2 separate regions of the Homo sapiens genome follow, and region 1 is linked to region 2. Evidence: chromatin loops called from intact Hi-C (ENCODE). Cell type or tissue: mammary epithelial cell. All regions are shown on one strand.

Evidence for each region. A loop is a pair of places that touch in the nucleus more often than their neighbours do. Peaks named below come from ENCODE experiments on the same cell type or tissue, not always from the same donor. Only the 100,000 strongest peaks of a DNase experiment are listed, where the experiment ranks them.
Region 1: it touches region 2 in a loop (12-fold over the local background); 23 of 110 quality-filtered maps call a loop at or near these places.

What each region holds. Positions count from the first base shown.
Region 1 is chrX:103,940,216-103,942,715 of GRCh38, reverse strand. It overlaps a transcript of TMSB15B not described here. Among named protein-coding and RNA genes, the nearest start is that of TMSB15B, 21 kb to the left of the region's middle. In mammary epithelial cell, a CTCF peak has its summit at 943 (motif pointing right); no DNase peak of the experiment used is centred here.
Region 2 is chrX:103,844,221-103,846,720 of GRCh38, reverse strand. No RefSeq gene overlaps it. Among named protein-coding and RNA genes, the nearest start is that of RAB9B, 13 kb to the right of the region's middle. In mammary epithelial cell, a CTCF peak has its summit at 1,457 (motif pointing left); DNase peaks (open chromatin) are centred at 130 and 1,290; H3K27ac peaks cover 1,168 bases.

The DNA of each region.
Region 1 (2,500 bases), 96 kb before region 2:
TTCAACCATTATTTTTGTTTACACTAAAACTCAACAGTTAAGTTTTGCTGAAATTAAAATCTCAACAGTAATTTTGTGAAAAGAAAATTTCAGCATCTATTTCTGTGCATATTGATAAGAATAGTTAAGAAACTCTTGAGGAATAAGAATGAGGTGGGAAGACTTCCCCTATCAGATATCAAGACATTTATTAGTATTACTGTTACAGGTAATAAGGCAATGCTGTATTGGCACATGATTAGATAAATAAACTGGTAGAATAGAACAGACAGGTCAGAAATCTTCCCAAAAATATATGAACACTTGATATTTGACAGAGTTGGCATTGTAACTGAATGGGAGAAGAAAAGGCTTTTCAGCAAATGATATTGGGGCAATTGGATATTCATAAAGAAAACATTGGACCTCTATTCTCATATTCTACATGAAAATCAATTCCAAGTATATTAAAAACATAGATGTGAAAGTCAAAACCATAAAAATTTTAAATGTTATTATAGTATAAAGGAATATCTTCATGATATTGGGGTATAGAACGATTTCATTGAAAAGACACAAAAAGCACTTACCATAAAAAAGGATTGATAACTTCGGTATCTATCTTATAATTAGAATTTATGTTTATCAAAAGAAATCATTAAAATGGAAAAATAAGTGACAAAGTGGGGAGAGATATATGGAACACATATAAAGGAGAAAGAACTAAAATTAAAACAGCTTCTACAAATTAATTTGAAAAAGTTACACAACTCAACAGGAAAAAATGGCAAATGTCTTGAATAAATGCTTCACAAAAGAGGAAATACTAACGTTCAATAGGCATGTGAAAAGATGCTCAACATTATTAGTAATCAGGAAAATCAAATTATAAGATGCCATTTACACCCATTAGATAGGCAAAAATTAAGAAGTCTGATAATACCAAGTGTTGGCCAGCAGGTGGAGAAATGGGAACTGTTAAACCTGGCTAGTAAGGGTGTGAACTGGTACATGCCATTAGGAAAAGTTAGGCATCATCCAATTAAATTGAAGGTGCTCATATTCCATAAACCAGAAATTCTACATAAATCCCCTAGAGATATCTGTGTTTATGTACATTACCAAGAAAAATCATGGTAGCACTGTTTTGTAACAGTCAAAAATTGGATTTCATCTCACCCCAGTTAAAATGACCATTATCAAAAAGACAAAAAAATGACAGATGATGGCAAGGATGTGGAGAAAGGGGAACACTCATACACTGTTAGTGAGAATGTAAGTTGGTACAGACATTATGGAAAACGGTATGGGTGTTCTTCAAAAAACTAAAAATAGCACTGTCATTATGATTCAGCAATCTTGCTGCTGTGTATGTTTCCAAAAAAAAAATGTTTTAAACCGTATATTGAAGAGATGTCTGCACTCCTATGTTTATTGCAGCACTATTCACAAGATCCAAGTTATGGAATCAACCTAAGTGTCCATCAATCAATAAATGGATAAAGAAAATGTTGTATATGTACACATTTTAATAGCATTGAGCTATAACAAAGGAATGCGAGACTCCTGGGCAAGATGGCTGAATAGGAACAGCTCCAGTGTGCAGCTCTCAGCAAGACCAATGCAGAAGGTGGGTGATTTCTGCATTTCCAACTGAGGTGCCAGGTTCATCTCATTGGGACTGGTTAGACAGTGGGTGCAGCCCACGGAGGGCGAGCAGAAGCAGGGTGGGGTGTCGCCTCACCCAGGAAGCTCAAGGGGTGGGGGAACTACCTCCCCTAGCCAAGGGAAGCCGTGAAGGACTGTGCCATGAGGGACTGTGCTATCTGGCCCAGATACTAAGCTTTTCCCAAGGTCTTTGCAACCCAAAGACCAGGAAATTCCTTCAGGTGCCTACACCACACGGGCCCTGGGTTTCAAGCACAAATCTGGGCGGCTGTTTGGGCAGACACCAAGCTAGCCGTAGGAGTTTTGGGTTTTTGTTGCTGTTGTTGTTGTTGTTGCTGTTGTTGTTGTTGTTGTTGTTTTTCATACCCCAGTGAAGCCTGGAACACCAGTGAGACAGAACCATTCATTCTTCTGGAAAGGGGACTGAAGCCAGGGGGCCAAGTGGTCTTGCTCAGCGGATCCCAGCCTCATGGAGCCCAGCAAGCTAACATCCACTGGCTTGAAGTTCTTGCTGCCAGCACGAAAGTCTGAAGTTGACCTGAGATGCTCGATCTTGGTGGGGGGAGAGGGGATCTGCCATTACTGAGGCTTGAGTAGACGGGTTTTCCCCTCACAGTGTAAACAAAGCCTCTGGGAAGTTCTAACTGGGCGGAGCCCACTGCAGTGCCACAAAGCCACTGTAGCCAGATTGCCTCTCTAGATTCCTCCTCTCTGGGCAGGGCATCTCTGAAAGAAAGGCAGCAGCCCCAGTCAGGGACTTATAGATAAAACCCCCATCTCCTTGGGACAGAGCACCTGGGAGAAGGGGCGGCTGTGGGCGCAGTTTCAGCAGACTTTAACATTCCTGCCTGCT
Region 2 (2,500 bases):
GCTTCTCTTTAGCATATCTGAATCAGCATCACTACTCTTGCATTTTGGAGCCTTTATTAAGTAAAATAAGGATGACTTGAACATAAGCACTGTGATGCCTGAGATGACTAAGTGACTAGCAGGCAGGTAACATATAGTGTGGAGATGCTAGACAAAGGAATCATTCATGTCCCAGGCAGGACAGAGTGGGATGATGCCAGATTTCATCACACTCAGAATGGTATGCAATTTAAAGCATATGAATTGCTTATTTCTAGAATTTTCCATTTAATATTTTCAGACTGAAGTTTATCACAGATAACTGCAGCCACAGAAAGCAAGACCACAGATAAGGGGGCACTGCTTACCACATTTTGTTTATCCATTCACCAATTGATAGACATGTTGTTTTCATCTTTTGGGTATTGCCGCTATTTATCTCCATGTACAACTCTTTTGTGTGTACAGGTTTTCATTTCTCTTGGCTGTGTAACAAGGAACGGAATTGCTGGGTCACATTTTGAGAAATTGCCAAACTGTTTTCCAAAACAGTTGCTCCATTTACAATTCCATCAGCAGTTATGAAGGTTCTCATTTCTTCACATCGGTGTCAGCACTTGTTATTGTCTGTATCTTAGCCATCCTAAATAGCCATCCTTAACCATGAGGAGTGAGGTGGTATCTCATTATTGTTTGATTTACATTTCTCTGTTGACTAATGATGTTGAACATCTTTTTATATGCTTATTAGCTTTTGTATACTTTGGAGAAATGTCTATTCAGATCTTTTAACAATTTTTAATTGGGTCAGTCTTCTTTTTATTGTTCAGTTACAAGAATTATTTATATATTTTGTATACAAGTCCTTTATGAGATCAATGATTCACAAACATTTTCTCCTATTCTGGAGACTGTCTCTTTTCTTGATGATGTACCTTGAAACACAAAAGCCTTATATTTTGATGTCTCATTTTTCTGTTTTTTCTTTTGTTGCTTGTGCTTTTTTGTGTTATGTCTAAAAAACTATTTCTTAATCCAAGATCACAAACATTTACTCCTATGGGTTTTTTTTTTCTAAGGGTTTTAAAGTTTCAGCTCTTACATTTAGGTCTATGACTCATCTGAGTTAATTTTTATTATGTGGTGTGAAAAAAAGATTCCCCAACTAGTGGCTGCAAGCCAGCTTGCCCTATCTCTCAGGTTCAGGACTTTTCTTCCTGGTAGCCAGCCAGCTTTTTTTCCTGGTAGATTCCTATTGCACACAATTGGCTTTTTCTCATTACTAACACTAAATCTCTTTTTCATAACTTACATTGTCAAAATATTACTCAACTAAAACCTGATGACCTTGGGTTTTTCGTTTTGTTTTGTTTTCAGAGGAATGAAAGAAAAAATCCCTGAAGCTGATTGCGGCTGCAGTACATCCTTCCAACTTGGAGGAGAAATGGTAATAAAACAGCTTACTGCTGCCACCTGCCGTCAAGCATGGTTCAGACAATAACTGTCGCCCCAGAAGTTAGTGGCCAGGCTTAGCAAACTTAAACACTTTGGGAATAGGGTAAGCAGTAGGAGTGAGTAAAAGGTGCTGGTTAGGAACTATGTTGAATTGGCTAGCACCAGCCCAAATAAAGTAGGCAATAGCGCCTTACCTCCAAAGGATTATCACAGCAAGGGAACACTGGTCCAGTAAGAAGAGATCTTGAGGTGTTTTGTTTTTGTTTTTGTTTTCTTTTTTCAAGATAATTCAGAAGTCTACATTTTCAAAAAATGAGCTTTCCCAATTTTTAACTGACAATTTAAACAATGTAAGGGTCATGAGACCAAGCAAAGCAAGTCTCTAGGATAACAGTTTCCAACATCTCTTTCTTCTGAAACAGTCCCAAGGACTGTTTTAATAAATATGGGAGTCAAAATTAGAAGCTACTTGCTCTGATGAAGTTGAAGTGACATTAGTGGTGGCCCAGCATCTTCAGGCTGTCTGACTTATTCTGCAATCTGAAGACCTGGGCTTCTTTTGGGGTAGGGACCAAGTCTTCTTCACCTTTGTATCCCCATCAGTGAGTGTATTTCCCAGGGGAAGCAGATGCTCAGTCAACACAAGATAGATGAACAGGTTTGTGCTTTGGCCCTGCCACAGTACAGCTATATGACCTTGGGTGAATCAGTTAGCTTCTCTGAGTGCCCATTTCATCATCTATAAAATGTGAGTTATGAGGCTCTTTTTTGGTGAAAGTGGTCTTTTATCAAAGGTGACTGGATAATGGAATGTTTACATTCTCCAAGAAGAGATTCTTGAGTATACACTGGGTTAACTGCAGCTGAGAGGTCCTCAGATTTCAAGAAACCAAATGCCATGCTAAAAAGAACCCTTATGAAAATCAGCCTCAGAATAATTTAACACAGACTGAAAGTCGAAGTGCTTCAACTTGAACATAAATGAGGGTAAATTGGATGATTAAGGCTAAGTCCACAACTTTGCCTTCATTCACTACTCAAAACCTTCTGCCTAATTAATTTTATA